Linked DNA regions of Homo sapiens: all the other regions are linked to region 2. A link is a loop called in an ENCODE intact Hi-C map of the cell type or tissue named here. Cell type or tissue: MCF 10A. All regions are shown on one strand. Each heading gives the region's core, and the rest is flanking DNA. Links, peaks and the distances in the headings are about the cores only.

Region 1 (7,931 bases), core at 1,530-6,529, 170 kb before region 2:
TTTGACTCCGAGCTCCAGAACTGTGAGACAACAAATTTCTCCTGCTGAAGCCCCTCGGTCTGTGGTACCTTGTTATTGGCAGCCCTAGCAAACGAAGGCAACACCCAACCCTTATTCAAACCAGATACAACTGCTTCCACCCATGGGCTCTGGGGTGACTGTCATGCCACCTGGCCGAGAGAGCTCAGCAGCTGCCAAAACTATAGGCATCAAAGATGGGAGCACTGAGGCCCATTACTTCATCCATAGTCCTCCCACACATCCTATCCACCCCATCCCACGTTTTCTCCTTCCTGCTGGCTGCCTCCCCCAGCCGGTTCCTTGGGCCACTGATAGCCACCCCACTTCCCCAAGGCCCTTTCCCCACCTGGAACACCCTGGAGACCTTGTTCCCGTGAAGACAACCCCCTCTGCTTCTCAGCCTTTCTGCTAAATGCACCATCCACCTCCTGCTTCCGCAAGGAGAGGCTGCTTATTGTCCCACATGCCCAGGACCCAAGGCAAGAAGACAGAGAAGATATGCTTCCTGCTCCCAGTTGCTTCCTGCTCCCAGTTGCTTCCAGGACGTTAGCTTCCATCCTTGGCTTTTTCTCTTCTGACATTCCTCTTTCCAGACTATGCTTTACCTCCATTGAGAACTTTGGCACCCACCATCATCTTAAGAGATTTTAATATCCGTGTGAAGAACTCATCCAACATCCCGGGCTCAACGATCCCCAACCACCATGACTTTCACCTCCACTCCATCCACCCATGTTCATGGCCTCTGCCACACCTACACCATCTTCCTGAATCACCCCACCGCTGACATCATAAATCATGGTTTTGCACACTTTGACCTCACTTCCACCATCCCTGCTCCCTGCCCTTCCCTCCAGTCCCAGCAAAAACCTGCATTTCCACCACCAAGCCAGGCCTCTTCTCTCCCCTCCCCTGGGTTCCTTCCCCACCCCCGGGAGTGAGCTGGCTACCAGTTCTCTCCCATCAGCCTTCCGTCTGTCTTCACCGTTTTCTCTATATAGCTCTTTTCCATCAGTATTTAAAGTCAGCCAAATCTCTCTCATCTTTAAAGAGAATTCCATATGTATAAAATTTTTTCTGGATGAATATATAAGAAATTGATCATAACTGTTACCTTTGGACAAGGAGAGACGAGGGAGTCTGAAAAGTACAGAATTTTACTTTTCATTTTATACATTTGCTGTAGTGTTTGATTTTTTTACCACGTACATTAATATTTTTATTAAAAATAGCAAATAAGACCTGGCACGGTGGCTCACGCCTGTAATCCCAGCACTTTGGGGGGCCGAGGCAGGTGGGTCACTTAAGGTCAAGAGTTCAAGACCAGCCTGGCCAACATGGTGAAACCCTGTCTGTACTAAAACTACAAAAATTAGCTGGGCGTGGTGGTGCATGCTTTTAATCCCAGCTACTTGGGAGGCTGAGGAGGGAGGCAGAGGTTGCAGTGAGCTGAGATCACGCCACTACACTCCAGCCTGGGCAACAGAGCAAGACTCCGTCTCAAAAAAAAAAAAAGCAAATAAATAAATAAAACGCAATGATGTAACCACCTCCTCTTCTCCCTTAGATGAAGCCCTCCCTTGGGTCAGCTTTGGCTCAAGTGGTTACTTCCTCATGCCAGACTTTCTGTCTCTCTAACTCCCTGTGCTGGGGTTTGAATCCTGCAGGTGCTTTCTGATCTTTAAAAAAAAAAAAAAAAAAAAAAGCCCTCCCTCAACCCATCCTTCTGCTGCTCGGAGTCATGCCCTTTGCAGTCGACTGCACTCTCTGCCTCCACTTCCTGGCCTCACACTTGTTCCTTGCCCACTGAGACCCGGCTGTTTCATGCAACATCCCGCTGAAATGTACCAGCTGGCAAAAGGCACTCATCATCATCACTGTCACTAAATCCAGGGCTTGTACCTCCTGATTCTCCTTGATGGTCTTATGGCATCTGGTCCACTGACCACGCCCTTCTTAGAACACTCTGCGGCAGGCTGGGTCTCCCACTTCTTGCTCTAGATGACACTGGTGTTTCCCAAGGGACCAACCTCATCCTTCCCCTCAAGCACCACGAGAGTTCATCTTCACCCAACTTGTGGTTGAGTAGGATATGATGAAGACTCCACACCCCAGCCTCCGGGCTTGACCTCTTCTTATCTAACACCCACTGGTCATTTTCTCAGTCAGCAGGTCCTCTCCCTCCACATGCCCCAAGCCTGCCCACTTTTGCCACCACTACCCACAATGATGAGTCACCTTTGACTCTTCCCCCACCTTCTCTTCCACACACTCCACCACTATCCCCATGCCTCTGAGTTTATGGCTAAGCATTTCCATGACCTGCCCTCTCCTCTGCCTTATTTCTACTGTCACTGCCTTAGGGTTCAGGCCTGGCACACCTCTCTCCTAGATGAATGCAACAGCCGACTGCCCTCGATGACTCCAGAACGGTCCCTCTCAGATCTGTCCTCCCCACCAGCTGCTAGAGTGGAAAGTAAAAAGGTATGGCTGTTTATTTGAAAATGCAAAATCAGCCAGGCGTGGTGGCTTACATCTGTAATCCCAGCACTTTGGGAGGCCGAGGCGGGCAGATCACGAGGTCAGGAGTTCAAGACCAGCCTGGCTTAATATGGTGAAACCCCGACTCTACTAAAATTACAAAAATTAGCCAGCTGTGGTGGCATGCACCTGTAGTCCCAGCTACTCAGGAGGGTGAGGCAGAAGAATCACTTGAACCCGGGAGGCAGAAGTTGCAGTGAGCCAAAATCACACCACTGCACTCCAGCCTGGGTGACAGAGTGAGACTGCATCTCAAAAAAAAAAAAGATTCCTCACTGCCAACCTACAACTAAGACCTGTCCATCCCACTCACCTCCAATAAAGGCTGAGTTCATCTCACAGTTCATAAGCCCTCCAGGACCTGGCCTTGTCTATGATCCAGCCTTATTTCCTACCACTCTCCACCTCAACTGCTAAGCTCCAGGTTCCTTGAAAATCTGAGTTGACAAAGCACCCACTGCCATTTCACACCTCGATGTGCAGACTCCTTGGTGACATTTGCAGGACCCCAGGGGCAAGAGTACAAATGAGGCCCACGTGTTGTACCATGTGTCTGAATACAATTTTTAAATCAAGTTAACAACTGGCTCAATAAAATATTTCCTTTCTAAAATTGAGATGTAATTTGCATACCATAAAATCCATCACTTTAAAGCATACAATTCAGTTGGTTTTTGGTATTTGGTGTCCACACGCAGGACCCTGGAGGCCTGCCCGGACTGTTGGGTGAGCCAAGGCGCCCGTGCCTTATCCCTGCCAGGAACATACACCTCAGCCGCGGCACCCCTTTGGGTAATTCTGTTCCTCCTCCCACCACGAGAAGGGAAAGAGGGGGGAAAAGAGATCCCCAAGCCAGTTTGTTCCTTATGAATTGCCCTGGGAGAGAGGTTTACTCTGGGCCAACAACAAAATGATGGGCTAAAATTTTTTTAATCTTCTGCGTATTCTAGTTATTCAATTTATACTCCCCCACCCAGTGACTTCCAATCCCTTTTGCAATACACAGCAAAATACAACTCTGTCTCAGACCATATTTTTCAGATCACATTTCCCGGGGTTGTTTCAGTAAAATAGTATTCGCCGATATACAGAGCCCCTTTTCTTCCCGCATGTTTTCTCCCTATTCTCCACAAGAGGGAGCCAGCAGGTCCTGTTTGGGCCACGGCTTCTCCGCTCCTCACATCCCTTCTCCAACCAGGGCAAAGAAGACGTGGGATCAGAACCTGCGGGCGGTAAACCAAGCCCACAGCTCTCACACTGTTTGGTGAGCAGGGCTGTGTAGAACAACAGGATTTTTCAACAACTTATTTCAAGGGAATAAGAGGTGAACACCTGTTTTTGTTGTTGTTGTTGTTGTTGTTTGTTTGTTTTTTGTTGTTGTTTTGAGACAGAGTCTCGCTCTGTCGCCCAGGCTGGAGTGCAGTGGCGCGATCTTGGCTCACTGCAACCTCTGCCTCCCGGGTTCAAGTGATTCTCCTGCCTCAGCCTCCTGAGTAGCTGGGATTACAGACACATGCCACCACGCCCGGCTAATTTTCATTTTTTTAGTAGAGACGGGGTTTCACCATGTTGGCCAGGCTGGTTTCGAACTCCTGACCTCGTGATCCGCCCGCCTTGGCCTCCCAAAGTCCTGGGATTACAGGCGTGAGCCACCGTGCCTGGCGAACACCTGTTCTTTAAAAAAAAGAGAGAGGCTGGGCGCGGTGGCTCATACCTGTAATCCCAGCACTTTGGGAGGCCGAGGTGGGCAGATCATGAGGTCAGGAGATTAAGACCATCCTGGCTAACACAGTGAAACCCCGTCTCTACTAAAAATACAAAAATAATTAGCCAGGCGTGGTGGCAGGAGCCTGTAGTCCCAGCTACTCTGGAGGCTGAGGCAGGAGAATGGCGTGAACCCGGGAGGCGGAGCTTGCAGTGAGCCGAGATGGCGCCACTGCACTCCAGCCTGGGTTACAGAGCCAGACTCCGTCTCAAAAAAAAAAAAAAAAAAAAGAGAGAGAAAGAGTGATCTGGAAACAATGGAAAAAGCTTTCTGTTCATTGAAGTCCATAATAGCGTTGTATGTACATGTTTAGTGAGCACAAAATTATTCCACAAATATAAATTAACTGGTTTTAGAAAAAATACATGGAAGACATTTTTATTAAGTCTCAGTTGCTGTCCTATTTTTTTTTTTTTTTTGAGACAGGGTCTCGCTATGTTGTCCAGGCTGGTCTCCAACTCCTGGCCTCAAGGGATCCTCCTGCCTCAGCCTCCTAAAGTGCTGGGATTACAGACACATGCTACCACACCCGACTTAATGTATTTTAATGGAACACAAAACTGATTTTTTTTTTTTTTGAGACAGAGTCTCACTCTGCTGCCGGAGCTGGAGTTCAGTGGTGCAATCTTGGCTAACTGCAACATCTGCCTCCTGGGTTCAAGCAATTCTCCTGCCTCAGCCTCCCTAGCAGCTGGGATTACAGGCATCCGCCACCATGCCCAGCTAATTTTTGTATTTTTAGAAGAAACGCGGTTTCGATGTGTTGGCCAGGCTGGTCTCAAACTCCTGACCTCATGACGCGCCTCGGCCTCCCAAAGTGCTGGGATTACAGGCGTGAGCCACCATGCCTGGCCACAAAACTGGTTTTTAAAAGTTGTTTTTTAAATATTAGACAATGTAAATGATAAGGTGACTTGTTTTGTGTTCAAGAGATAGTTCTTCATGCCACACTGTAAAGCAGGTGGGATATCAGGTTAAGGAGACTGGAAGCCCTAAATATTTTGACACCAAGGACTTGTGTGGGCCAGTAGGAAGATGTACTTGGTGGCAGTGGGAGGGACGCTCTGGATTCAGGCCTCGGGACCACGTGGGCAGCCCTGGTCCCCGTGAGTGGAGGAGTGATAAGGGCTAGCGTTGGGTGACAAAGGCTGAAGAAAGGACACATATGTGAGACTGTGAAGGAGTAACTGACAAGGCCTGGTTCTTGACTGAAGAGGTGGAAGTAGGAAGAAATCGGAAGCAAGCTAGGCGACTGATTTGACATTGGTTGTGGTTTGAGGCAAGAGTAGCAGAGGAATGACAATTCACTCTGAATTCCACACTTTGTAATCAATCCCTTTATTGTAATCACAGTAGTATTTATATATATTTGAAAAACAGTAGAACATAGAAGTGTGAAATATGCATTTGAAAAATAGTAGAACGTACATGCGTAAGGCAAGATATATTTGCTCTACAGGCAGGGCTTGTTGCACGGGTCACAGACCCCCTTGCAATAACTCTGCAGCATCTTCCACTCCACCCTGGGCTCTTTGGTGTAGACTATGAGGAATATAAATCTGTGATAGTAAAGAGATATATTATGCTAGAAGCCCATCAGCAAAGAAACTGTCCTGGCATTCTTGTTCCAATGAAGCAGAAATGGGGACATATCCATAAATGGGCTGGGGTGGAGTTAGGGCAGGCCCAGGCAGCCTTCAAATTTTATGCCTTGAGTAGAGTTCGTACCTTCTGGCTTTTCCATCACCCTCCAGCCCAAATTTCCTTTTTTTTTTTTTTTTTTTTTTTGAGACAGAGTCTTGCTCTGTTGCCCAGGCTGGAGCACGATCTCGGCTCACTGCAAGCTCTGCCTCCCGGGTTCATGCCATTCTCCTGCCTCAGCCTCCCGAGTAGCTGGGAGTACAGGCGCCCACCGCCACGCCAGGCTAATTTTTTTTTTTTTTTGTATTTTTTAGGGGGTTTCACCGTGTTAGCCAGGATGGTCTCAATCTCCTGACCTCATGATCGGCCCGCCTCGGCCTCCCAAAGTGCTGGGATTACAGGCGTGAGCCACTGCGCCTGGCCCCAAATTCTTCTATGAAACAAACCTTCACAGTCCACTGAGCTGGTGTGGTTCAAAGTGCCATCAAGGGTGGTAAGAATGATTGAACTCTGATGACCAGATGATTTTCCTGCTCCAAAGCTCCCTTGCCAGGACACCCTCAAGCAAGAATTGCCCTCCTGAGCAGGGCTTCCTGAGGCCAGATGTGGAGGCTTTTCTTCAGAAATCTCCTGGTCAGCCATGAATAATCACTACTGTGCAAGAGGATGAGCTCCGGCCTCTCTTAGTCACCTTTGAGTCCATCTCAGCTACTGAAATGTCTGTCCTATGGAGTGGGAGGCTACCCGGATGAGAAGAGGAATAGAAACAGCACAAGGACCACGTGAACTCTCCCGTACTGAACCATAGTACAGGTCCTACAGGGAAGTTTGCCTTGTTTCCGACCCCACTCCTGAATGTATGACAGGCATTTGCTGAGAACAAAGGCTACCATTAGGCATCGCGGCTGATGCTGTGAGAGTCTAAAGGATACACTTTCTACCAGGAGGCTTTCCGCCTAGGAAAGGGGAGACATGAATCTAAATGCACTAGATGAGAGAGCTGTGTAGATGCGCGTCTTCCTCACTGGTCTCAGTCATTTTTTAACCTCCCGCTTACCCACAGTACTGCACCTGGCATGCAGATGATGCTCCCATAATGTTTGGTAAGCATTACATGCAAAATACAAAAGACAGTTCATAGGAGGAAGAGAATGTGTACATGTAATTGCGGTGCATTGGGGCCCATTTATAACAGGGTTTCTCAAGAGTGGCACTGTCAACATCTGGGGACAGGTAATTCTTTATTGTGGGGGCCGTCCTGGCTCTTGTAGGATCTTTAGCAGTATCCCTGGCCTCTCTGCACTGGATACCAGGAGCGCTCAGCCATGATAATTGAAAGTGTCTGCAGCCATTGCCAGATATTCCCAGAGATAACGTCACCCCCACTGAGAATCACTAGGTTATAGCTTTTGTGTCATCCCACTGTCCAATCCTCCTGCCAGGGTCCTGTGTTCTGAGGTTTTTCTATTCCATTTCTAAGAAAATTATGCTTCCTAAAATCTGTGACCTCAGAACTTTATTCTCTGTTTTTCAAAATGTTGATCAAGTCATGCAATAGTGAATTCAAATGAAACTGGTTAACGGAAAAAGATACTAGTAGTTCCCTCACCCACATTCATCTCCAGAATCCATTTGTCACTGGAACATCTGAATAGGGCCACTTGGAAGCAGCCCCATGACATATTAACATCCTACAACATAAACACCCAGATGGCACAAGGGAGGCCCCCACACCAACACTTCACAAGAGCCGCCCCAACCAGCCACTGAGCACAGGAGCTTCGGCTTACAAAAGGCAGCTTACTCCCACCTACCAGGATCACAGAGCATGGCAGAGTGGCCTAGTCACCTTTGAAAGATTGCCTACTCTGTCCAAGATCTAAAAGCCATTGCTTAGAATGGTGACAGTTTTAGGTTACATCCAAATCTGGATCTGAAACCACTTTCCAAGTGTCTGTGTGTC
Region 2 (7,931 bases), core at 1,029-6,028:
GGTTTCACCCTGTTGGCCAGGCTGGTCTCAAACTCCTGACCTCAGGCGATCCTCCCGCCCCCGCTTCCCAAAGTGCTGGGATTACAGGCGTGAGCCACCGCACCCGACCAGTCCTGTGCTTTCTGATACAATATCATCCCCCTTCTTTGCCTCACCATCTCCCATGGGCATGATCAGTTAACAATTGCTGGAAAAATCAACTTTACCTGAACATTTAGGAAGCTATTTGGGATGTCCAGTGTTTTTCTTCCTCTTGAAAAACACTAACGCAGGTCTGCATTTATTAGGGGAGTGGGGATCATCATCTGTCTCTTCTGCCGCTTTGCTCTAAAGGAACTCAAGAGCCCATAAGCATTTTCCCTGAAAAGGTCATCATTTCCAAAGAAATGAGAGCTCATTTAAAGTTTCTAGGTATGAAAATCCTAGGTTCTTGCCCTTCTCCTTCCACTTCTTGGTGGCAGTGGGTAGGGAATCAAACATCAGATGACCTTCTTCCTCTCTGGTTTCTCCCCACCGCTGTATCAGACCAGGAAGGTGAAAGAGGGTCATGCTGACTCTCCTAACTCCCATCCCTCTGCCACGCCTCCCCTCCACTGCAGCACTGGCATGGTTACCTGTGAAGCAACTGCCAAAGACAACATGGGCAGCCTTTGTGTCTGGGTAGCCCAGTTCACAATGGCGGTTAATGGAAGTTCCTGTTCAGACGCCCTCCAACTCCCCAGAGGGCGTGGGCATCTCCTCTTATGTAAAGGGGAAATCTTAGGAAATTTTTAATTTTTCCTTTAATCAGTCAGCAAGGTCATAAGAGGCTTTGTAAGTATTCATTAGAAGTGGAAAGCAGGCCGGGCGTGGTGGCTCACACCTGCAATGACAGCATTTTGGGAGGCCAAGGCAGGCGGATCACCTGAGGTCAGGAGTTTGAGACCAGCCTGGCAAACATGGTGAAACCCCATCTCTACTAAAAATACAAAAATTAGCCAGGTGTGGTGGTGCGCCTGTAGTCCCAGCTACTCAGGGAGGCTGAGACAGGAGAATTGCTTGAACCTGGGAGGCAGAGGTTGCAGTGAGCCGAGATGGCGCCACTGCACTCCAGCCTGGGTGACAGAGCAAGAGTCCGTCTCAAAAAAAAAAAAAAAGAAGAAGTGGAAAGCAAAATTTCTAGTGAACATACCATAGAAATTTATAGCAGATCTACTGTGTGTCAAGTTTTGTTCTGAACAGGTGGAGAGGAGGGCACAGAAATGAACAGGCAATGAACAAGGAGCCTGGAACTCTTGGTGAATCGAGGTGTGCATGAGAGACAGGCAAATGAATAAGCATACTGTAAATCAAGGCCAGAGAGTGCCTCTGAATGGGGACCTGACAGGGTGGAAACCGATCTTCTTGTCTTGAAGTCTTCCTTGAGGGAAAGGATGAGTTTCACTGGAGTGAGGAAGAGGTAAGGAGGGCTTTTCTCCGTGGGGGTAGCATCTGCCTTCTGGGGTCGGTCTAAGGGAGGTGTGGGGAAGGGGCTGGCCTCACGGGCCTGCACCCTATGCTACCACACCGGCTTGCTCTCAGAAGGGCCCCACACTTGGTTTAATGCTCTGCTGTTGCTGCCTTGAAATTCTTACTAAGTTTTGAACTAATTATTATTTAGTTAATAAATAACAAATTATTTTCATTTTGTACCAGGCCCTGCAAATCATGCAGCTGGTCCTGCCTATGGAGATGGGACTGTAAAAGTAGATTTGGCTGGATTGTGAAGAGCTTTGCCCGTCAAGCTTGGGAACATCTGACTTTATTCCATAAGCAGTAGGGAGCCATGGAAAGTATGCTGACAGGGTTGGGAGAAAGGGGCACTGGAGGCTGTGAGACCAGGGAGGCCAGCAGTCCACCGAGGGAGGCTGATAACACCACGCTGGGATAGACACCGAGAGCTGCAGTTCCCACACCTGGTGGAGATAGGCCGGCTCTGGGCACTGGGAAGGAGGCCGAGAGCGGCCGTTGCAGGTGGCTGAGGCTTCTAGCTGAGCAGATCCTGCACATCAAGAATGCAGGAGAAAGAAGTCCCTCAGCCAGTGGCAGCGAGGCAGATGTTTTGCAGGAGTGGGGCAAGGCTCTTTCCAGAAAGACCCGGAAATCTCTGGTGGGACAGCTTGTAGAAACATGCACTGCAGCTGCTCAGCTACAGCAAATGACCTGCAGATCAAGGTTTTTGTCAGTATCGAGAGCTTCACTAGAACAAATATTCATCCAAAAATAAACTTCCCGTTCTTCCTGTTTTTATAACTTGCCTATTTCCTCTGAGTTTGAGGCTGGGCTCCAGTTCCATGGGTTATTAATCTTCAGAGGATCAAGACCTCTATAGAAGTATTTCCTGTACATGTTTATCTACCCAGCCCTAAATTATATTCTCCAAATGATAAGAGAACTTTTCCATACTCGTGTGTCAGACTTCTCCTTAGGGAGATTTCGATTAGGCACCACAGCAAGTAGGGCCAAACCAGAAAGCCTTATCTCAGAACATAGGGAACCCACGTAACGGTGGGGAGCGGCCTTTGGTGGGTTTTGATGGGCACTCAGCCTCCCTCCTCCATGTGAAAGGTAGCTTCTTTCTGGCCAGAGTTCTAAGGACATAAAGTAATAGCTGAAGAGGGCCCTATCTGAGGATATTTTAAATTCCCTGTTGAATACCACAGGGGATATTAGCTAAAGAAATTCTGCTCCTTTGAAGAGCTCAAAATACCCCTCATTGGACCATCACTTGTTCTTACAGCATCTTCCAACTAGAAACAGGGCCCCGGCCTCACAGACAAGGGAACTAGAGTGAACTTGGTGCTCATGACAGCACAGAGCAAGAGGGAAAAGCTCTGTTGAAGCTTGGGCCGAGTTCAGACCTGATAGACAAGTATGGTTAAGCAGGCGTGGGCGCTTTACTCATCGGCCCGGTCCACCTGCCTCTGGAGCCCTTCCTTGCTCTCCTACTTTTTGTGCTTACAGACGCCAAGCTAGCATGCCGGTGGTATTTTTAAAACGTAAGCCTTCTTGTATGACTCTTGCAGAGAGGCGGTGGTGACCGGGCTGCGTGGGTGGCGGCTTGTGCCGCAGCGGAACTTGGAGAAAGGCCAGCTGCCTTTTACTGAGGCCTTCCGAGGTGGGGCTGGGATGCCACATTTTTCAAACACACCACCGCAAGGCAGCACCCCTCCCCCTTAGAGATCCAGGTGACTCCACTGAGAATTACTGCGCCACACCGTGGCTTCTAGACCCACACTGTCAAGTATGTAGTCCTTGCCACCTGGGCTGTTGAACCTGGAAATGAGGCTTGTACGAACTGACTAAAAGTGCAAAATACACATTGGATTTTGAAGCCTTATTACAAAAAGAAAAAAAAGAATGTGAAGTATCTCATTAATGATTATTTTATTTTGGTTACTGTGGAAACAAATATTTTAGATATCTTGGTTTGTGTCAACTATGTTATAATTAATGACACCTGCTTTTTAATTACTCTTTAAATGTGACTACTAGAAAATTTTAAACTGTGTATGTGGCTCAGTTTCCATTTCTATGGGACAGTACCGCTAGTCTGTGCTGTGAGTTCAGCTGCCAGTTGTGGCTTTGAAACCAGTACATTCCCAGAGGCTCCTCTCCTTAGTGGTCTGGCTGAGGGGGGGTTACCCAGCCCTAACCCTAGACTGCCTAGGGTAGTGTGTGGGACAGCCTGCTTCCAGGCAAAAAGTTAATAATTTAATAAGCAGCAGCAAGAATTTCTAAAAATCCTTTCCAAAGCACCCCCCCTGGCTTTTTTTTCTTCTTCTTCTTCGTAGCCTTCTTCCTGGACCAGCCTTCTTCCTGGAAATCTTTTTTTAAATGCAGAACTCTTCCCTTCTGTCCCACATGGGACCTGTGGAGGTGATGGTGTCCAGAGGGGCTATTGTTTTATTTTATTTTCTTGTTTAAATTGTTCTTTTGCCCACAGGTCAGGCTGCTCCAGTAGCTGCCTTTTAACCCTTCCTCTGCAGGACCATCTCAGAAACCACCCAGCAAAGACTGGGAAGCCACTCTTTTAGACCAGTTCCCCCTCCCTTCTCCCTTTGGAGTGGTTACTCAAGCGCAGACATATATTGGGAAAACACAAGGTGGATGTGAAACCAAGGAAACTCCTGCTTTGAGAAGTACAGAAGTGCAGACCCACAACCAACCTCCTAATGTCAAGCTGGCATTTTAGGAAAAAGGTGTGTGTGGTGGGGGGAATTCCACTGGTGTCTGAAAGCCCCCAAGTAATTCCCTGTTGCAAGGAGGAGTCTCATGTTGACTTCAGAGGTCCAGGCAGAACCTGTTGAATTGCACAGTTCCCATTTGCTAGAGGATATTACACGGTGAGATCTCTCTGCTCAGGGACCGGGGCTGAGGGCTTCTGTCATCAGCCAGTGGAGCGGCCCTGCACCGAGGCACCTCCCTGCTTTTGCCACATTTTGCCCACCCTGCTGTCTGTCATGTACTGAACCTTTGCTGGAATAATTGCCATAGGTGTCAACATGTATTAAGGGCTTGCTGTATGAAGGTACTATGCAAAGTGCCTTTTGCTATGTGCAGCTAACTAGCATAACAAACCCCAAGATGCCCCAGAGGAGATACTCTTGTTTCCCTGTTTTGCAGATAGAGAAACTGCAGGTTAGAGAGATGAAATAAGTTGACCAAGCTAGAAATTGGTGGGCAGGGAACACAACTTGGGCCATGCTGCTTTAGAGCTGCCGAGTGTTTAACTGTTAAGGTGTCATTCTGCACTGCCTAGACCAGCCCATGTATGTTACCGTTCCATTCTGCATGAGCATTTGTCTATTATCAAGACATCTGCTGGTGCAGGCTGGGACACAACACCAAGGGAGGGTTAAATTCTGGGTTGCCAAACCAGCTGAGCTACGAGTTGAGGAGCACTGAGCGCCTCTGAGCTTTGCTGGGCTAACTTGGTGAGGTTTGGAAATGAGCAAAGGGGTAAGAAAGAGCCATGTGTCTGGAGTCAGGCTGCCTATTTGGTTTGACCTCTCAATGGCTTCATAGGTTGGGCTACTCCTTCTCTGGGCAGCAGTTTCCCCAGTTCTAAAATGGGGATCCTAAGAGCGCCTTCCTCAGAGAACTGCAATGAGAATTAAAGAGGACACATAAAGGCAAAGTGTACTTGGCATGTCAATGTCATTAATATCATTAATGCCATTTAATGCTCTTTGATGGAGCATAATCTATATAACATGTAATAGAAGATATAATCGTGGCTTGAATTTTTTGTTGTTTTAAGGCAAACACTTCAGAGCATGTACCTTTGCATCTGAACACATACGTCTGTATTTGAATGTTATATCTTTCAAAGCCATGACCTCACCTCAGGAGACTCCTCTCTCAACTTGATCTCACAGCCATTTACTGGAAACATTTTCAGAAGCCTTTGTGGAACTCTTTTCAGAAGAAAAAAAGAGAGAAAGTGGGGGCCATACTTGGCACTAGTAAGTATTTATCTTGTAAAGGTAGATTTTTAAGTTTATTAGAGCTAAGTTTGGTAAATAAGTCCAGAACAAGCTTTGAGCCACTGAAATTTTAAAAATGGTGTTTAACTAACAGTAAGGATGGAATTTTTTTTAATGGCTGACTCATTCATGATTGACTAGCCTCGAAGGCAGTTCCATAAGAAAGGTTCCAGACAGCTTTTGACTTCTGACAGCGTCTCTGGAACGCCAGTAGAGTCTCCTGGGGCAAAAGCTTTAATGACAGGGGTTTGGGGATGAGTACGCAGCCTTGACTAAGATCTATAAGGTTGAGTCTAGAGAGAAAAAATTAGTCTTATTTACACCTACGGTATTAAGTGATACTGGCACCTGAGTCGACCTTGTCTTTGGGGCTTGCATAGCTACAAATGGGACCAGTAACAGAGAAGGTTCTCTGCATCCAAGGAGTAGAGTCCAAAACGTGACTTTTGACTTAGGTTGACTTGCACACCAGGTTTCTCTATACCTTATGATATACAGAATTCAAACCTGAATATGTGAGTGCAGGTCAAGGGAAGGACCCTCAGGTTGGTATCCTCAGCAAGGACTTTAGAGTTGGGTGTGTAAGAAGCACTCAACCTCCTTGTATAGTGCCACGGACAGAGCAGCCAGGGCAGCTGGAAAGCAACACCCAGCTGGGGTGGGTGGAGGAAGAATGCATGTCCCCATGGAACACGATAAAGCAAAGTTCAAGGCTCATGATGACTAATAGGTTCATCTAGGAGGATGTGTGACCAAGCAACCTTTGTATTATTTCCTACAGGTGGAAATGAGAGGTGCCATGTTCATTCTATCCTAAAGTATCTCTTAGAGGACTTTGCTGTGGAGAAAGTGTAGTGCCTTGGAGTTTGGCTGGGTCAGATTCCAGCCCTGCTCTCTATTGCAGTGTCGACTCAAGCATAGTAACTAAGGTTTCATGAGCCTCATTACGCTCATCTATAAAATGGAAACATGATTACACTTCAGGGTTGTCATAGGAGGGAAGGTCATAGGAGTTACACAGATGAGGGGACTCAACAGAGCAAGTGTTCCACCTCTCCCAGGCTCTGAGAATGACACCAGAATCTATCTTTTTGCCACAAGAAAGTAGGCAGAGGCTCATCGTTGCTCGTCAGAGTATGCCACCTGCCACAGGAAAATGGCCCCAGTCTCTTTGTGAGGAGAGGCTTGCCCTCCTAAGAGAATTCTCCTTCCTCTTTGCTTGAATAAGACCAGCTGTTAGGGCCCCAGTACTCAGCAGCTATGACAAATTTCACTGCTTAAGACCCCTCAGCCTCTTAAAACAGGAGTTTTTCTGTAGCTAACATAAGCTGCTCTCAGCAAGATGCACATTAGCACTTAATGCTCAGGTGGGTGAGGGGGAACACTCAATGGAACACTTGGTGTATCCACTGCAATCCTGATATTGGTAAAAAGTCACTTCTCATCTGGCTTTAAAGTAGGTCCAGCTTCTCATTTTAACCTGTTTGCCAAGTCCCTAGTTTTTACTATAGCTCTCGTGTCATCTTTGATTGCACCGGTAATGTAGGGATGCTCAGCCTGGACCCCAGACTTGGAGGCCCTAGAGAGACAGATAATCAGGCCAAGGGGGTCCCAGGAAAGGCTTGAGCAGAGAGCATCCAGCTGCCCCTGTCCTTTCTCATTCGCTTACCCTTGATATCTTCCTGAACTGGTATGTTAGGTTCTCAGAGTACTAACTCTCAAACTTCACTGTACATTAGAATTACTGGGGAACTTTTTAAAATCCAGAAATTCAGGCTGTACCCCAAACAATTAAATTAGGCATGAATTAAAACAACAAAAGTAACCCCTCCAGGTGATTCCAGTGTGCAGCCACATTTGAGAACCAATGTGTTAGTTGATGGAATGAAAAATCGAGTGCAGTTACTTACTGGGTTGACTTTTGTGCGGTCACCAACTCTTATCATCTGAGGATCACACAGGACACAATGTCACCCCTATGGGGCCACACTGCCTGTTCTGGTCACTAGTGAGGTCTCAGTGGCATATAGCCATTTTAACAGCTCTTTTTCCTTTTTACCGTGAAACATTGACAGAGATAGAGTAGTATATGCCCCCACCCCATGTACTCATCACCCAGCTGTCATTCATGTCTCCTCCGCCCCACACACACACTTTTTCTTGTATGGAGGGGGTGGACTGCAGTATTTTAAAGCAAATCCCTGACATATAATTTCATCTATAAATACTTCAGTATGTATTTCTGAGAGATAAGGACTTTAAAACAAGAACCGCAATACCATGATCACACCTAAGAAAATTAACAGTAGTTCTTTAATCTCATCTAATACCAAATCCATGTTCTATTTTCTCCAATTTGTCTGAAAAATACCTTTATACATTTGGTTTATTCCAATTAAAGCCCAAACAAGTGTTACTCACTTT
Region 3 (7,931 bases), core at 1,530-6,529, 120 kb after region 2:
ACTGGTCAGTTATATAAAAGAATAATTTGCAAGAATGATACTTGGCAATGGGTTACCTTAATGCTTCTGGAATAAACAGAAGCATTAACAAAACACCAGATCTTAAGCTCTTTTAAATCTGTAATTCGAATTACCCAAAGGATTTTTAAATGTTACTTTTCCATTGAAGGACTGTAGGGAGTCTAATCCCAGCTAACATGGTTGATTTTAAAAAACAAATAAATCCCTAAGCCACATAGTAATGGAATACTACACTTGCTTTTTATATCATATGGAAACAGCTCCAGGCAGAGCACAAGTAGAAGAAAACCTGCCAAATCAAAGTACTGTAAATAAAGTTCCTCTACGTACTCCAGTTGACAAAACCTCAAAAATAAAAATCAGAAGACCACCCATTGTTACCCTCCCCCCCGCAACAAAACCCACCCAAAACACTTTAGTTCTGAACCTAACATTTCCCTAAGAAGTTCACAGGAGAAGCTTTAAGGTACTTAAAGCTGCAGCAGTACAGTTGAAAGCGCCACATTACAGAGGAAATGCCCTAAAGGGTTCAGCAGCTGCCCACCCATCCCGAACCACCCCCCATCCCAGTAATATGTAAAAGCTCCTGTTAAAGTTTTTTTTGTTTTATGCTAATAAAGGCATACCACCTAGTGTGCTAAAGACTACGACTAGCAGCATTAGAGCAGTAAAGTGAAAATAGGAAGCCTATAGGAATGATCTAAATGCCTACTTAGAAGAAACAAAGCAGCAGACAGAATCCTTAGCCCTCTAGTCTATGTAGGGAAGCAGTTGAATTAAACTCAGATTTACCCACATTAACAAAAATTTAACAAAGCTTCCCCAAGACACCAGAATAAAACTTGACCTTTCCAGTCAAAGGGCAGAGAGAGGCCTCTTCCATGTCCTGGAGTTGAATGAGTTCAAAGATTGGCAATAAAGGAAAAAAGAAAGCATTACGGGTATGACGGGAACAAGCTTTGGAGTTTATCGAACAGTCACACCAAGTTTCTCTAGCACACGGACACCCTTTTCTTGGTACTCTTGTCGGGTCATCCAAAAGTTGTCTTTGTCTTTCATGATATCCGCTAGAACTGCACCACCCAGGAATACCATGTGCTTTCTGCGGGGTGGGTCTTCAATGCGGATCTTAAATTTCTAAAGGAGAAAGAAAGGATAATGAAATGGTACATGTGCACAGTGCTTTCTGCTTTATGAAAATGGCTTTTTAAATATATGCTCTCCCTCAAACTTGCAACAGTCCTGTAATATAAGTAGAACGTAATATTTGGTACCTGAGGTACAGAAACATTTAGTAATTTGCCCAAAGCTCATGTTTAGGAGACCACACATCCATCCCAGCATGCTTGGAACAGTCCTGATTTACACGTGGTGTCCCATCATTATTAATACCACCCTTTCCATTCTTGAGTGTCCTAATTTGATCAGTAAATTACATGACTTAACACCCTACTGAGAGACCAAACATCCAAGACATAATTAGAGCAAATTTCCCATCCAATGGCAGATGACCACTTGGGAAAGTCACTTTGCTGTCAAGCAAAGTCTGGATAAGAGGACTTGCATGGCTGGGTGTGGTGGCTCAAGTGTAATCCCAGCACTTTGGGAGGCCAAGGCGGGCGGATCACGAGGTCAGGAGATCGAGACCATCCTGGCTAACACAGTGAAACCCCGTCTCTACTAAAAATACAAAAAAATTAGCCGGGCATGGTAGTGGGTGCCTGTAGTCCCAGCTACTCGGGAGGCTGAGGCAGGAGAATGACGTAAACCTGGGAGGTGGAGCTTGCAGTGAGCCCAGAGACTCAATCTCAAAAAAAAAAAAAAAAAAAAAAAAAAAAGAGGACTTGCATGACTTCTTCAAGGTCTCATACTGTTATGATTCTAGTCCAGGGCAATAGAGTAAAACTGAAGTTCTTTTCTTTTAAGCAAAGCTTACTTTCTATTGTCTCAAAATCAAATGAAATGTTCTTAAAATAAACAAGGCCAAATATGGTCAAAACAAATCATCAGGATGTTATGAGAAAATGAACACAGTAACCAAAATTAAAGGCAATTGGGAAAAGTTTTATACTCTGTAGCTACTATTAAGTGTCTAGGAAGGACACATCCTTATCTTTATGGTTGGTCAACACCTGAAAGAGAAACCTTAAAATGACATAGCAAGTTTTTCATTTACAGTATCACGATCTGCAAAAAAGACCCAATGTAACTATGTCATTCTAAATCATTTGTATATTTATGTCACATAAATGAACTGTAAGGGTTCTAACAATCCAAGATAAAGAAAAACATCAGTTTATTTACCAATTCTGAGACTGTTTTAATTGTTCCTTTTACTTTCTTGCTCTTACATAGGGGTCAGCAAACTTTTTTTGTGAAGGGCCAGATACTTGAGGCTTTGTAGGCGTGACAAGTACCCAACCCCACATGTAGCTAGAAGGTGCCCACAGACAATATGTGACAACAGGTAACATTATGTAAACAAATGGGCTTGGCTGTGTTCCAATAAAACTTAAAAAAAACAAACAAACCAGTTTTGGCATAAGGGCTATAGATGACCACCTCTACTCTAAGGGAAACTTAGCTAGCCCCTGAAGACACTGCTTCTGTAAATACCTCAACTGCTTTACTGTTTCTCTCTCACACACTACCTTAACCCTGGAGGTTTGGTAATATGAGTTATTGCTCTTCATTGCTGCTTCTATCTCGCTCATCCCTAAAACTCCATAGCCCCACTGAAACTCATTCTATCAGATCATTCCATCTACCACTCCCTCCTTGCTGAACTCATCTACAGATTCCTACAGACAAATTGCACCTGCTGTCAAGCAGCTGAACAAGATAGGAAAGAAACAAAACATCTTGCTATAATGTATCACTAACCTCAACTGAGCCCTTCCTGCTGCATGGCAATCCTATTACATTTCTCTATTCTCGCTTCCATTCTCCAAAACAACCATTTCAACCTCCTCCTCTATTCTAAAACTCTACCATCCCTCCCCTCCTCTCAGTGCCTCCTAACTGGTCTCTCTATGCCCACCTTTGTTCCCTCTTCCCCCAAGAGTCTATTCACCACACCAGACTTAATGATCCTTTAAAAATATACATCAGATCCTATCATTTCTCTGCTTAAACCGCCCCCACACCCAAGACTTTCCATTTCACCAGGAGTCAAGCCAAACCCTTTACCATGGCTGAACAAGACCTGCCCTCCTGCTACCCTTCTGACCTCATATCCCACCTGCCCCCCTCCCTTGCTCACTCTGCTCCAGCCACACTGGCACACTCCCACCAACCTGGGGCTTTTGCATTTTTCCTGCCTGGAAGATTCTTCCCCCAGACAGTCACAAGGCTCACTCCTCTCACGCTCAACTTAGGTCTCTGATCAAAAGTCACTTCATCCAAAAGGCCTTTCCTGATCACAGTTTATGAAGGAGCACACTACCTCCCCAACCACTAACATTTTCCAGCTCTTCACCTTACTTTTCTTCATATCACTTATTACCACTAATACATTATTTAGACTAAAAGCAGGGATTCTGTTTTCATTGTTTTGTTTGTCCCCGGCACCTAGACCTATGTCTGGCACCCAGGAGTTCAAGAAATGTTTGCTGAATAAATGATCACCTGAGATTAATTATAAATTATATGTAAAACTCAATAAAATCAGAAAAATAAGTGAAGTACTTAGACAGTATGGCTCCTTTCCAGTCTGTTAATCTGTTTAATGTATGTGAGCCCATACTCAATTTAATTTCAACAATGAGTCATATATGAAAGATGTAACATACAGTACTCTGTAATACATAATCTCATTATCTAAAACAGTTGATCAAAGTCAGTGAGACAAAGCTCAGAGATTAACTCAGGATTAGATAACTCTTGGTTAAGTATACAGCACATACTGTATACTTCACATAGTCCAGAGTCTGGTGGAAAAAACACAAAAACCTATGCCAAAGAAACATCAACTATTTCTAGTTTAAAAATTTCTTTCTACTGTACATACCAACAACAACCAATTAAAGTCTGTTTCAAGAGTTATGACAGTCACCGGAATGCAAAAAATTTTGAGACATGATGTTTTTCAATCTGACTGAGAAGACAACATATGCAACAAATAAAGTCAGAAATATGAGATAGCCCAAGAGAAGTGCTGAAGGCTGATTGCATATCCAAAAAATAAGTTTAAAAAAAGAACAAAACTCAAGTGGGGCATTTATTTCCCTATAGTACAGCAGGTTCTTCTCATGCATATACAGGTGCCTCAGAGTCCGTGCTGGTTGTTACAGATGAACCAGAACTTTTGGCCCTGACCTCACTGCCTCCATCCACCAACTCTATAGAGGTGACCAGAGCTTATCTTGAACTATTTCCTTCTTGCTATCATTTCCAGGATGCACTTGACTGCAGTAGGAATTTGTTTTGGAAGACGTCTTGCTCCCTCTGGTGGTTGTCAAGATTCACAAACTACTGTATAGCCTTTTAAAAGAATGTTAGTAATAGTTGATTTACTAATACTTACAGAAAGTTTTTCCACATCACCCTTCAAAACTCGTTCTAAGTAAAGCTGTTTAAGTTCTCGTTCCAACCGTGATGGCAGGCCAGGATACATAGTAGACCCTCCAGAAAGCACAATGTGTTTGTAGAATTCAGATCTAGAAAGGCACAATGGTTATTCATTTGGAGTTTTAGGTTAGGAAAATGGTATCTCAGGGTTACTGTTACTTATGTCAGCCTCGGGGTTGCTGGGAGAATTAAATAAAATTCCACATGTAAATCACAGGGCTGAATATTTGCTGTTATTACTACTGTGAAGTAACGACCCCTCTTTACATATAAAATCTTTTCATAATTTTGATGAAAATAAAATACTTCTAAAAGTATATAATACACTTTTTTGTGAATATAACTGAGACTTCTAATAATGACCAAGATTTACATTACAAACTATTTTATCACATGCTTCCCTAAAGCCACTAAGATGTGGTTGTTTACTATAATTAGCCCTATTCTACTTTAATCCAGAATTCCTGCTTTTTAATTTTTCATTTATCTTTTGTAGTTTTCTTTTTTGTTCCTTTGCTTAGAGGCTGTCTGCTGTTATTTTTGGCTAGACTGATGTGTATGCTTCTTATAGCAGTACCCTCTTTTCTGATACAGTACCCTGCTATCTACTGACAGCAGTACCCTCTATTCTGATATCTATGAGATCAGAAAATCCAATCTAAAAAGACTGCATATGTAGTAAAAGTAACAGAATCTGAGCGAGGGTCTGAGGAATAATTCTCACAGTAAAGTTTGGGAGCTGATTTGCACCCATTTTGGCCTTTTTCAACCTGGCTTCCAGGTTCTCAATGGCTAAAGCTACTGCAACTCTAACAAAGCATTGCTTTTGTATTTAATTGCCATAGCAAGCCCAGTGAATGTCGCATAAACTAAGCAGTTGAAATACAGATTCATGTGATAAGTACTCACAAGCATTTACATGTACATTTTCAACATGCAGAACACACAAAACAAAATTTGAGTTGTTCCACTTTGCAATGCAAACTCTGTGGAGAAGGTACTGAATCTGACTCCGCACTTTAGGTACGTCGAAGCTCTAATCAGCAACAGGCATGTACTTTTCTTTTTTTATTTTTTAATACAGAGTCTCACTCTGTCACCCAGGCTGGAGAGCAGTGGTGCGATCTCGGCTCACTGCAACCTCCGCCTCCCAGGTTCACGCCATTCTCCTGCCTCAGCCTCCCGAGTAGCTGGGATTACAGGCACCCGTCACCACACCCAGCTAATTTTTTGTATTTTTAGTAGAGACGGGGTTTCACCATTTTGGCCAGACTGGTCTTGAACTCCTGACCTCGTGATTCGCCGGCCTCGTGATTCACCGGCCTCAGCCTCCCAAAGTGCTGGGATTACAGGCGTGAGCCACCGCGCCCAGCTGGCATGTACTTTTAAATACAATTTTGCTGTGAATGAACATCAAAGAACAAAATCATCTCCCTAATCCCTATCATGAGAATTTACCATAATTATGAAGGCTAGATTCGATTTCTGATCATCTTCTACCAGGTTTATAGCTTGTTATGAGTCAATTGCTATTTTTATTAATTTCTATTACTATCCTGGCTCCAAAGCCATCCCATCAAAATTAATTAGGTGGCTATTTAACTCAGGGTTACACAAATAAATGCTTGCTGTACAAAATGCTTCTGGGTGAATTCCTCTATAACCTGAGTGTAGAGAAGGGATTTCTAACTATGACTCAAGCTCTAGATGTAATAAGACTATAAATCTTTTTATATGACTAAATAAAAACAAACTTTTGCATGGCCAAAACACTAAGAGCAATAGACAAATGGCAAACAGAGAGAGTATCTGTGAAAGATATCAGAAAGCTAAAAGAAAACTTTTCAAAACTGAAAAAAAAAAAAACCCAAAACTCCAAAATCTACAAAAAGCCATTAACAATTTGCCAAAAAAAAAAATTTAAAATGTCCCTTAAGGCTGGGCGTGGTGGCTCACGTCTGCAATTCCAGCTACTTGGGAGGCTGAGGCAGGAGAATCACTCCACCCAGGTTGCAGTGAGCCGAGACTGCACCACTGCACTCCAGCCTGGCGACAGAGCGAGACTCTATCTCAAACAAACAAACAAGTCCCTTAAACATATAAAAATATGTTTTATATATATATATATGTTTTTTTTTTAGGAACTTTCTTTTGTGGCGGTGGGGAGAGACAGGGTCTCACTCTGTCACCCAGGCTGGAGTGCAGTGACACAATCATGGCTCACTGCAGCCTCTACCTCTCAAGCTCAAGCAATCCTCCCACTTCAGCCTTCTGAGTAGCTAGGACTACAGGAGTACACCACCACCATACCTGGCTAATCTTTTTGAAAAAAATTTATGTAAAGACAGGATCTCCATATGTTGCCCAGGCTGGTCTTAAACTCCTAGGCTTAAGCAAACCTCCCACCTCAGCCTCCAAAGTGCTGCGATTACAGCCAGAAGCCACCACCCCTGGTTTGACTTCACTCTTAATGACAGAAATAAAAAGTAAAATTACACTGAAATAATTTCTCACTCATCAGATCGGTGGAAAAGGATAAACGATACAATTGCCAGAGAGGGAAATTTGGCAATATCTAACAAAAATATACATGCATTTACATCAAACTAAGAAGTTTCTCTCAGCACTTTGGTAGGCTGAGGTGGGGTGGATCACTTGAGGCCAGGAGTTCGAGACCAGCCTGGTCAATACGGCAAAACCCCATCTCTACTAAAAAATACAAAAAAAAAAAAAAAAATTCTGGGCATGGTGGTACATGCCTGTAATCTCAGCTACTTGGGAGGCTGAGGCAGGAGAATCGCTTGAAAACGGGAGGCAGAGGTTGCAGTGAGCCAAGATTGCACCACTACACTTCAGCCTGGGTGAGAGAGTGACATTCCGTCTCAAAAAACAAACAACAACAAAAGAAGTTTCTGCACAGCAAAGGAATTAATCAACAAAGTGAAGATATAACCTATAGAATGTGAGAATATATTTGCAAATCAGACATCTGATAAGTGGTTAATATCCAAAATATGTAAGGAACTCAAATCTCAAATGACTCAATAGCAAGAAAGCAAATAACCCAATTAATAAATGGGCAAAGGACCTGAATAGACATTTCTCAAAAGACATACAAATGGAAAAAATGCTAAGCATCCCTAATCATCAGGGAAATAAATGCAAATTAAACCACAATGAGATATCACTTCACATCTGTTGGAATGGCTATTATCAAAAAGAGGAAAGGTAACGAATACTGGCGAGGATGTGGAGAAAAGGAAACCCTTGTACACTGCTGGTGGGAGTGTGAATTAGTACAGCTATTACAGAAAACAGTATGGAGGTTCCTCGGAAAGTTA

What was found. A loop is a pair of places that touch in the nucleus more often than their neighbours do. Peaks named below come from ENCODE experiments on the same cell type or tissue, not always from the same donor. Only the 100,000 strongest peaks of a DNase experiment are listed, where the experiment ranks them.
Region 1: a loop joins it to region 2, with 12 times the contacts of the local background. A loop is called at or near these places in 19 of 110 quality-filtered maps.
Region 3: a loop joins it to region 2, with 7 times the contacts of the local background. A loop is called at or near these places in 11 of 110 quality-filtered maps.

What each region holds. Positions count from the first base shown.
Region 1 is chr2:65,549,207-65,557,137 of GRCh38, reverse strand. It overlaps the pseudogene VTRNA2-2P. Among named protein-coding and RNA genes, the nearest start is that of LINC03050, 49 kb to the left of the region's middle. In MCF 10A, for the core only: a CTCF peak has its summit at 3,688 (motif pointing right); a DNase peak (open chromatin) is centred at 3,717.
Region 2 is chr2:65,378,181-65,386,111 of GRCh38, reverse strand. The region is part of intron 1 of SPRED2 (sprouty related EVH1 domain containing 2); the gene reads left to right. Among named protein-coding and RNA genes, the nearest start is that of SPRED2, 50 kb to the left of the region's middle. RefSeq lists enhancers at 2,724-2,773, 2,984-3,113, 7,807-7,931. In MCF 10A, for the core only: no CTCF peak of the experiment used is centred there; a DNase peak (open chromatin) is centred at 3,061.
Region 3 is chr2:65,261,791-65,269,721 of GRCh38, reverse strand. ACTR2 (actin related protein 2) reads right to left here. Exons shown (of 9, transcript NM_005722.4): 8 at 4,547-4,679; 9 at 1-1,158. The coding sequence ends at 988. Among named protein-coding and RNA genes, the nearest start is that of ACTR2, 38 kb to the right of the region's middle. In MCF 10A, for the core only: a CTCF peak has its summit at 4,477 (motif pointing left); a DNase peak (open chromatin) is centred at 4,461.